2 separate regions of the Homo sapiens genome follow, and region 1 is linked to region 2. The links are chromatin contacts, found by Hi-C or POLR2A ChIA-PET in ENCODE. All regions are on one chromosome and are shown on one strand. The core of a region is the stretch at or near the end of the contact, and the rest is flanking DNA. Distances in the headings are between cores, read along the strand shown.

The links. A loop is a pair of places that touch in the nucleus more often than their neighbours do. ChIA-PET counts read pairs that join two places held with the same protein, here RNA polymerase II (POLR2A). Pooled maps may share reads with other maps.
Region 1: a map with no recorded cell type shows a loop between it and region 2 (5-fold over the local background). The contact joins two enhancer-like sites. A Hi-C loop is called at or near these places in 3 of 37 single-sample maps with no recorded cell type and 2 of 50 pooled maps. POLR2A ChIA-PET finds 5 or more read pairs at or near these places in 4 of 52 experiments (BJ, OCI-LY7, WTC11 and 1 more).

The regions. Positions count from the first base shown.
Region 1 is chr2:39,466,947-39,472,562 of GRCh38, forward strand. All of the region lies in intron 3 of MAP4K3-DT (MAP4K3 divergent transcript), which reads left to right. Among named protein-coding and RNA genes, the nearest start is that of MAP4K3-DT, 32 kb to the left of the region's middle. RefSeq lists an enhancer at 2,561-3,061 and a silencer at 3,914-3,963. Within about 2 kb of position 2,970, at least 15 of the 41 ENCODE cell types and tissues checked have a DNase peak (open chromatin) inside an H3K27ac peak, as active enhancers do.
Region 2 is chr2:39,264,878-39,270,215 of GRCh38, forward strand. MAP4K3 (mitogen-activated protein kinase kinase kinase kinase 3) reads right to left here. Exons shown (of 34, transcript NM_003618.4): 27 at 2,312-2,370; 28 at 326-429. Among named protein-coding and RNA genes, the nearest start is that of CDKL4, 24 kb to the left of the region's middle. Within about 2 kb of position 1,319, at least 3 of the 41 ENCODE cell types and tissues checked have a DNase peak (open chromatin) inside an H3K27ac peak, as active enhancers do.

The DNA.
Region 1 (5,616 bases), core at 1,720-4,219, 200 kb after region 2:
ACCAATGTGGTGAAATCCCGTCTCTACTAAAAATACAAAAATTAGCCGGGCGTGGTGGCGTGTGCCTGTATTCCCAGCTACTCAGGAGGGTGAGACAGGAGAATTGCTTGGACCCGGGAGGCAGAGGTTGCAGTGAGCCAGGATCATGCCACTGCACTGTAGCCTGGGCGACAGAGCGAGACTCCATCTCAAAAAAAAAAAAAAAAAAAAAAAAAAAAGAAAGAAAAAGGAAAACAAAATAGAGTTGAGAAAATATTCCAGAAAGATGAATATGAATAAAAAGGAGACAGTCGTGGGGATGAAAAAAATCCAATGGTCAACTAATAGTATCTTTAATATAGATCCTTTTCTGGTTCCTTTTTTGTTCATTAATTCTTGGATGAGTTTCTGGGCAGTTTTTAGTAAGAAGTGTGTAGGAAGAGAGGCCAGGGGTTTTGTGTTAGGCTGAAGGAAAGGACCCAGCAGAGGGAAGAAATGAATGGCGAGGTAAAGAAGGGAATAACGGATGGAGGACCCTTCCTGAGAAGACTAAAGGGGGGTGTATCCAAAACTTGGGTGCAGGCACTCACCTTAAATGGGAGGACACCCTTTCTTTGTGCAGGATGGAAAAAAATACGTGCAGATGCAGAGAACCTTCTAGGTGGCATGATTGGAAATGGAGTTTTCCAATGGCTTCTATTTTGTCTATGAAGTACGGACACTGTCTATAGTGGGTGAATGTGATCGTTGGGGTGGCATATGAGCATGGAACTTTAGGGAGTATGAAGATTTTTAAAAATAGCCTAAATGAAGGGTGAAAGGGGGGAGAAAAGCTGCTTAGGGAAATAAGAAATGATTGCCTGACTACTCTGAGGGCCCAGGTGAGCTGGAGGCACGTAGCAGTGAATGGTTGAGAGTAGATTTTGATAATCAGAGCCAAAGTGAGGACTCACTACAATAGAGGAGACAAACTAGTTTCAGAAAGAAAAGGCATCTAGGCTCTTTTCAGAAGAGGCTTGTATAAGTGAAAAATAGAAAAACATCCTTCTATGAGTCATCATTCTCATTTTCATCAGCTCCCTGGGCCTGCTTATTTTCCTTTGATGTTTACAAAGGGACATGTGATTACATAAGGGAAGGGTAAAGGGTATAATAAACCAGGGTTGTAAGAGAAGGACCAACAGAAGGAAGAGACTTGAAACCCAGCTGGGAGCAGACAGGGGAAAGGGCTTCCTTGAATTGTCTTCATGGTTTTGTGAGAGGTGTGTGAACCAGAGCAACTCCATCTTGAATAGGAGCTGGGTAAAATGAGGCTGAGACCTACTGGGCTGCATTCCCAGACGGTTAAGGCATTCTAAGTCACAGGATAAGACAGAAGGTCGGCACAAGATACAGGTCATAAAGACCTTTCTGATAAAACAGTTGCAGTAAAGAAGCCGGCTAAAACTCACCAAAACCAAAATGGCGTCAAGAGTGACCTCTGGTTGTCCTTACTACTACACTCCCACTAGCGTCATGACAGTTTACAAATGCCATGGCAATGTCTGGAAGTTACCTTGTATGGTCTAAAAAGGGGAGGCATGAATAATTCATCCCTTGTTTAGCATAATACGCCCCTTGTTTAGCATATCATAAAAATGGGCAACCAGCGGCCCTCAGGGCTGCTCTGTCCATGGAGTAGCCATTCTTTTATTCCTCTACTTTCTTAATAAATTTGCTTTTGCTCTGCACTGTGGACTTGCCCTGAATTCTCTCTTGCGCAAGATCCAAGAACCCTCTCTTGGGGTCTGGATCAGGACCGCTTTCCTGTAACAGTCCCCAGGCACAGAAACTCTGAGGGAATCAGACACTTAGTTGTCTTTATTGCTCCCTCTTCAGTATATAGAACAGAGCCTGGCACACCTAGGTGCAAAATAAATATTTCTTGCATGAAAGAAGTCCACAGTGCAGTCACTGGCTTTTTTAGATGGTTAGCTCACTAGAATTTCATTTTTTTTTTCTCCTCCTCCTTTACAAAAAGTTTTCAGACAGACTTTGGGCCTGCTGGGGCATTTTCAAAAGACAAATAGTCCTGCTGCTGCTCCAGAGGACCCACCGCCCACCTCCCAGTCAGAACTATGTCTCTCTGTTCTTGTTGGAAAGGGGGACACAGCTTGCTTTGCAAGAAACTTGCATAGGAAATGGTGCAATCTGGGCTGTTTTTCATCTTCTTTCAACCTAATTTCCTAAGTTAAAAGAAAGAGAAATTTAAGGAATCTTAGGAATATGAAACTTCTCTGGAATGATCTTTACTGAGCTGTGTTTGGAATCAGCTGAAATCCTGAAGGACTGTCAAGCCAGCCAAGAATAAAAGAAAATAAAAAATAACTTAAACAATCCTAGCCAAAATCTGAAAATGATATCTAGAGCAGCTGCTATTTTTTTCTTTCCCAGAATGGTTTGCCTTTCCCCCAGTTTGTAATTGTTATAGGATTGTTTTAGGTTATTTTGGAGTAGAAAAGAAGAAAGAAGGAAGGAATCGAGTGTTTTGGAAGTAGTATGATGCGGTTAGTTCTACCTTTTAAGCTTTATAATTTACACAGCTGTTGTACACATGTGAACTCCCTCTCATTAGGATGCTGCTGACTGGTACAGGAAGTTTTTATTCATGGCATTCTCCTTAGGAGTTTGTTTATGGCATTTAGGTCCTCTCCTGCCTTCCCTCCCCACCCCCACCCCAAATCAATCTATATTTGTAATTTATGGATGATCTCTCCAGGGCTTAATCTGTGGGGTAAAAGGCTGTCTTATCTGCTCTACATTTACTGAAAAAGGGTGCAAGAAAAACCGTATCTAGCTGGCCAGATGGGTAGGGAACACTTGGTTGCACTAAAAATTTTCCAGCAATGGTATCCCCAGCTTGCCCTTTTGCCCGAATAGTGCACAAAGTCAGCAAGCATTTCCCCTGAAGTGTCCACCTCCACACGGCCAAGACTGGCTTGGCTGGTTACCAGAGGCACTGAGAAGATTGAGGAGGCAGCTTATAGAATACTTTGCTTGCATCCTCGTTCTCATCCCATTGTGAGGTAACTGCCCCACAACTGAGCTAGATAAGAGAAAGGAACTGAAACTGATTTGCCCAAGGTCAGTCTGGGTGGATATTGAGCCTAGAATAAAGCACAGAATAGCTGCACCTGGGGCTGGCCCAGGGCATGCTCAGATGAATCACTGGCTTCACCAGAAATGCAGCTAGTCTGGAATGCAGTGCAGGGGCCCAGATGCCTGACACTGAACAGTAACTTAGAAAGGGGAAGGTCTTTTCCTACACATAGTGAAGCTTCAAGGAATCTTTAAGAAAATCACATAAGAAAGATGAATAAAAACTTTTTCTTCCTCCTACTCCTTCAACCCCTATTTCAGGTTCTTCCTTAGAGCAAACACTGATTTCAAGTTGGAGTGTGTCTTTTCATCTTTTTAGTTATTTATATATCTTTATTGATCTATCTGTGTACATACATCTGCATCTACATATGTGTGTATATGTATCTATCTATCTATCTATCTATCTATCTATCTATCTATCTATGTATCTATCTATCTATCTATATCTATACACAGACAGAGAGAGAGCCAGTGAGGGAATTTTGCTTTGTTTTGTTTTGACTGAAATGGTATCACACAGTGGATTGTTCTTCAACTTTGCTTTTTTTTTTTTTTTTAAGTTTAGCCATATCTCTCAGAGATTTTTCTGTGTCAGTACATTTTAGTTTTTTTCAACTGCTGCATGCTCTCACATAAGTCAGATGCATCACTAAGTGTCAGTCTTTCGATGATCATTTAGGTTGCTATGCTATCAGTTTTTACCACTATAAATAGTACTATAGTGAAACAACCTTGTACCTGCTTCCTTTTTGCACATATGCAAGTATCTCTCTACAGTGGATACCAAGGTGTGAGATTGCTGGGTCAAATGATAGGCGCATCCAAAGTGTGAAGGATTGCTGCCAATGTGTACTCCAAAAAGGTTGGCCAGTTTATATTCCCAGGAATACGGTAAGAGAATGTCTGTTTTTCCAGATGCTTCCCAACACATCAGTCTTTCTTATTTATTGTCAATCCAATGTATAAAAAATAGCATCCTCTTCTTTTTGTTTCCCCCCAAAACCAGTAAGACTGAGCATCTTTTCAGATGCTCGTTTGCCATTCATGTTCCTTCTTTGTGAATTGCTTATTTATGTTCTTTGCCCATTTTTCAATTTTGTCTTTTTTCTGGGGACATATAAAGGCAAGTCCTTTGCTACATACATTACAATACTTTCACCCAGTCTCTCCTTTGGATTTGAATCTCATTTTGTTGAACAGATGTAAAGTTTTGATATAGTAAAATTTATTAATCCTCTTCTTTATGACTTTGGTATTTTTTGTATTGTTTCAGGAGGCCTTTTCTACCCATGGTCATAAACATGGTCTCACTGCAATTCTGGGAAATACAAAATTTTTAAATGAAGTATTTTTATGGTGGTCCAACCCCCCATCATCTGTTTGTCTGAATTACTGCAATAGCCTCTTAACTAGTCTCCCTGCTTCCTTCATCGCTTCCTTATAGTCTGTTCTCAACACAACAGCCAGGGTGATTCTTACAAAACAGTCAAATCATGCCATTTCTCTGAATCAAATCCTCCAATAGCTTTTCATGTCACTTCAAGCCAAAGTTATGACAACGGTGCCACATGCATCCTCTGCACACCATGACCTTTTTCACCTCATTACCTACTACTCTTTTCCAGTTCTTGACACATACTAAGTTCTCAATAAATATTGGTAGAATTCATAAATAAATTTTATCCCCATTCATTTCGGGTAAAAAGTATTGAAAATGTTGGCATTGATATGGGGAAGCTCCCATACACTGCTGGTAGCAGTGTAAATTTGTACAAACCTTTACAATTTATAAATACTTGAGGATGAGCAGATCCTTCCCCTAGGCAATGCTCCTTCTAAGTATACACTCTAGAGAGGTTATTTTATGTGTGCATAAAGAGACTGTAGGAAAATACTTATTATAGCCTTGCTTTTAATGGTAGATGGGAGGAAGGAAACAAAGAATGAATGAATGAAGAAATGGTCAGAGGACAATTTATCCTAATAAAATATATACAAAATTTACTAACTCATGAATGAATGTTTACTTTTGTAGAATGTCTTTTTTAAAAAATTCCATAGAGGGTTTTTTTTGTGTGTTTTTCTGTATGTAGGCAATATTATGAACAAATATATAGATATTTTCTGATGTCAAAACATTCTTATATTCTTGGGGTAAATTCTATTTGGTTATGAGGTATTTTTATTTTTTAAAATACATTCTTGAATTTAATTGACTAGGATTTTATTTAGAATTTATCTTTTCCTAAGGTTTCTAATTAGAGATATAGGGTCTTTTATTTTTTTCTTTCTTTCTTTCTTTCTTTTTTTTTTTTTTTAAGTGAAAGCAGTTTGTTAAGAAAGTAAGGAATAAAAGGATGGCTACTCCAGCCGGGCGTGGTGGCTCACACCTGTAATCCCAACACTTCCCAACACTTTGGGAGGCCGAAGCAGGCGGATCACGAGGTCAGGAGATCGAGACCATCCTGGCCAACATTGTGAAACTCTGTCTCTACT
Region 2 (5,338 bases), core at 69-2,568:
GCTGTGATGGAGGTCAACCAGAGAGTGTATTCAAAATATTTCACTGATCTTTTAGTACTTCCTGTTTCTGCCATCAGGCTCTGTATGTGAGACACTATTTCCAGCTCCCCACCGCCATACCCTTGCATTATTTCTCTAGTCTCTTATAAAACTTTTACTAGGCCAATTAAGTTGCTTACAACTGGGCAGATTTTTACAACCCTGCCACATTATCTAAAATCACTAAATTAACTTGAAAATTAACTGAAAAAAATGTTTCTTTAAAGAACAGTAAGGTTGACAAGCTTTTATAGTAAGAATAAGATAGTCTGACTTTTATGCTTACCTTAATTAACATAAATTTCTGCATTGGTTCAACCCATTCTAATAGAACAATGCTAGTCTGAAGTGCTCCACATAGGTATTTATGGCCCGTGTAAGGATTTCTTACTGTCAAAGCAAAAATATAAATGAGTTCTCTTATAAAACAAAGTCATTATGACAATAATTGCATGCTCAAAAAAACAAACAAAACTAAACAAACTAAACATAAAACAAAATCAAAAGCTGGTTGCCAGTTCAGTTTCTTAATTAGAGGGCTGGGTGAAAAAAATACTGTTTCAGGTAATAGCAGGAAATGCCCTCTTAACTTGCAGGATTTTTATTTGTATGCACAAATGAAACTGCTGGTTATAATGAGGCTGTGGGGTAAGAGGAAGGACTTTTCGTCTTATGATGGTAGGAAAATTACCTGAGGTGGCAACATTCTGATAAAAGGGTCAAAGTAAATTTGGGAAGAAGTTGTCAGACTCCTAAGATACAACACATTCGGGTGGTTCACAAGGTGCTTTTGGTGGTAATGTTCAGAGGCAATAATGTTTTGTTTCTGAAAATAAAACACTTGTCTATCTTCCCCCTTTTGATTCAATTCTTATGGTCACTAGAAAACATCACAGATATTAATCGAACCTTAAAATACTGGTTTACAAATAATAAAATTGAATTACCTCAGATTTTGAAATTTTCTTCTGGTTATAAACCAGAAGAAGTAAAGTAAATATATGTGAAGTAAATATATTTGGAATAAAGATAAAAAAACTGAACTGTGAAAAGGGGAACAGCAGTAAAGTTCACACACTTCAAATAGATTTGAAATATTTAAATGGCAGAGGAGGAGAACAGCAAAACTGTCCCGCCAAAGAAAACAGAGAAGTCTATATAGGAAATTCTTTCCTATAATTAACTTTTCCTAAAAACCTGCCCCTTTGTCCTCAGGTAGAGTCAAGTAAATTTGCTGCAGTTCTAACAGAGACTCAACCACCATGTCTAAACCCAACCTTGTCATCCTCTTTTGCTCTAAACCAGCTGTTCTCGCTTCCTGTTAACACTTGCCCTTCTGCCAGTCTTTTGGGTTTGAGGCCTCAGTCATCTCTGACATCTTTTCCCTTCACACCCAGATACTCCTTCCCTGCTATTTGCACTGCTACTGCTCTAGCACAAGACTTCCTTCCTTACTTGTTGCACAGTAATAAGTACATGCTCACACAAGGCCAATGGCTCACACTCATCTGCCACTCTCCTTTCTATCATCTGTATCCAGCTAAGCGAATAGTCAGCATTTATTATGTAACCTTTATGATTTTTTTTTTGCCTCCACATGTTATGTCATTTCTTCTGTTTGAAATGACTCTCCATCTATTCAGTTCAAATCTGAATCTGCCTTATTTTGAGGCCTGGCCCAAATGCCACCTTCTTCAGTGAGCCTATGTTTAGAGTCCTTTCCACACTATACTTGTGGTATAATGACTCATGTGTTTATCGTCCCTTTTATAATAATAGTAACTTAAGGGAAAGAAATCATTTTTTGCTCTGGCTACATGCAAATAGAACAACTAATTGTTATTGGGGTGGGGGAGGAATTTAGGTGAGAGGAAGGTGAACATAAAAATACATGCTGAAGGAATAAATGCCATCTCACAAGCCATTGCTAAGCAGAATGGTGAATGGTACGTAACAGGACCCTTGGAAAACAGGGTGTGATAAAATGTGGTAAAAAAAAAAAAGTCATACAACTTTCTCCATTTACCTAGGCAATAAATTATTTGTTTAGCAAATAATTTATTTGCTAATAAACATTTATTTGCAAATAAATTATTTGCAAGGTACTATGTATTAGGCTTAGTCTACACAGAGATGAAACAGCCAAGAAATTTGTTCTACTTAAGCAGGAAAAATAAAGTATTGCTGGCAGAATGCCCTGGGGTAGTACTGTTTTATGCCAGATTTTAGGAGGAGTCTCAGAGAGCTATATGCTATTGGACAGTTTACTTACCAACACAACACTTCTGGCACCATTTGGTTTCAGGGATTTTTGCTGATACAGAAAATTTCCTAAATGTAAATAAAAGTGAGTACGTAATATATGTAGGCAAACTTAGTATATGAAAAAGCTACTGTTATAGATCAGTGCACAAAGGATGAGTTCAAAACTGGTGCTGACATACTAGCTCATCTATTAAAATTAGAATAAAAAGGCCGGGTGCCATGGCACGTTGCCTGTAATCCCAGCACTTTGGGAGGCCGAGGTGGGCGGATCACAAGGTCAAGACTTCGAGACCAGCCTGGCCAACATAATAAAACCCCGTCTCTACTAAAAATACAAAAAAATTAGCCAGGCATGGTGGTGTATGCCTGTAATCCCAGCTACTCAGGAGGCTGAGGCAGGAGAATCGCTTGAACCCAGGAGGTGGAGGATGTGGTGAGCCGAGAGCACACCATTGCACTCCAGCCTGGGCAACAACAGAAGAGCAAAACTCGGTCTCCAAAAAAAAAAAAAAAAAAATTAAATAAATTGGATCCCCTTCTCATGGCCCCCAATCAGTTCCAAATGGGTTAAGGGTTTAAATATGAAAACAAACTATAGAAGTCTATAGAAATATATGACCTTGGGATTTAAGAAATACAAAAACAACAAATCATACAGGAAAATGCTGTTACATTTTAATTGGCTTTTTTGCCCCCACTGATTCAACCTTAGCACCTCAAACTACAGGTGGCAGTCAATTACTGAATTAGTAACTTTGGTTTACCAAAAGATATCATTGAGAAAATGAAAAGCCAAAAACTGGAGAGAGCTATTTTTAGTACATGTAATACATTTACATGTACTGTAAAAAGCTGTCTTATTATAAAAATTTGTGAAGAATTTCTTTTTTAGAAATCTTTGTTTCTCTACTCAGGAAAAGTGGGATACAGATGTTCTGCAAAGGTGCTATAGGTGTTTTGCAAACATCTGACTCGAATTTAATAGATAAAAATCAATTCTGAATTTTTTTAAAAACTACAATTTAAAAACTACACATACACTCAAATGTCTTTTAAAATGTAATATAATAAAGGTTGTTGGTGCATCAAATTGTAAAAACCTCAAATTAAACCCATTTCTGTACATACTTTTTATTATTAAATTTTATTTTATTTTTTGGACAAGGTCTCGCTCTGTCGCCCAGGCTGGAGTGCAAGGGTGTGATCTTGGCTCACTGCAACCTCCGCCTCCCAGGTTCAAGCAATCCTCCTGTCTCAGAATGCCAAATAGCTGGGACTACAGGTGCCTGCCATCATGCTCAGCTAATTTTTGTATTTTTAGTAGAGACGGGGTTGTGCCACTTTGCCCAAGCTGGTCTCGGACTCCTGAGCTCAGGTGATCCGTCCGCCTCGGACTCCCAAAGTGCTGGGATTACAGGTGTGAGCCACTGTGCCCGGCTAAAGATTTTTTCTATTTTTTTTTTTTTTTTTTTTTTTGAGACGGAGTCTCGCTCTGTCGCCCAGGCTGGAGTGCAGTGGCTTGACCTCAGTTCACTGCAACCTCTGCCTCCCAGGTTCAAGTGATTCTCCTGCCTCAGCTTCTCAAATAGCTGTGATTACAGGCATCAGCCACCACACCCAACTAATTTTTGTACTTTTAGTAGAGACGGGGTTTCGACATGTTGGCCAGGTTGGTCTCGAACTCCTGACCTCAATTGATCCACCGTGCCTGACTTCTACAAACATCTAAACTCTTTTTTTTAAAAAAATAATTTTTAGAAGAAAGAGACAGATTTCACCATGTTGCCCAGGCTGGTCTCAAATTCCTGAGGCTCAAGTAATCTGCCAAAAGTGCAGCCTCCTTAAGTGCTGGGATTACAGGCATGAGCCACTTAAACTTAAATGTGTAAATTTGCCAAAGATTAGATAGATGCCAGTGCTCTGTACAAGTCTTTTTTTTTTTTTAGAGTTGTACAATTTTATATAAAATTGTACAGCACATGTGTGATGTTCAGTGCAATTCCAAACAAGCTCAGAACAATTTTCCTGATGGATGTTCTTGTAACCACACAATTGGCAACTGAATGATAAGCATAAATATAATATTAAAAAATATAATATCGTAGTACTGTAATTTTAACCCTTAATACATTTTATATATTGACCTATTTATGAAAAGCTATAATTTTAGCTTCATTTACTGAGTCCTTACTATGTGCCATGCATTTTAGACATCTGTGTCATTCAGTCCCTCCAATAAAGAGGTAGGTTACAGCATAGAAATCTGAAGCTTAGATTTTTGCTCAGGTCTTTTTTTTTTTTTTTTTTTTTGGAGACAGGGTCTCACTCTGTTGCCCAGGATGGAGTGCAGTGGCTCAATCTTGGGTCACCGCAACCTCTGCCTCTTGGGTTCAGGCAATTCTCCTGCCTCAGCCTCCCAGGTAGCTGGAACTACAGGCTGTATCAATTTAAATGAACATTATTCAGAGTGTGCAAGGTAAGCTGTCAAAAACTGTTACCTCTTTTTAAGTACTTGTCTTTGTGAATCAAAACGTTTTTCACACTGTGACAGCTAAACAATGACACAGAATTTATTCAGATGTTGAAACACTGAACGACTACAATGGCAATCTAGAATATTCTGATTACGATTTTCTGGTTAAAACACCTCATTGTACCCTTGACTAACTTTACATTAGGAAAAGTTTTACATTATAACTTACAATTATAAAAATGCCCCTTTCATATACATTGGAGTTTAATGCAGCTTAAAATAAAACAAAACAAAAACTCCCCACACTCTTAACGAATCTGCTTTGAACCAAAGCGCTTTTTAGAGTTAAAAAAAATCTGAACCAAGCTCCTGACAGATTTCGGCTGGCAGAAAGTTTAATGTTCCTGTCCACACTTGTGAACTTGTGTCCTAGCTCCCAAAGCTAACTTAGGGGTTAAAACACTGAACTAGTCAAAACCCAGGAGGATTAACTGCCAAGTTCTGAAAGACCATAGGGATGACTACTACACAAACAGAAATCAACTATTAAGTATGGCTGTG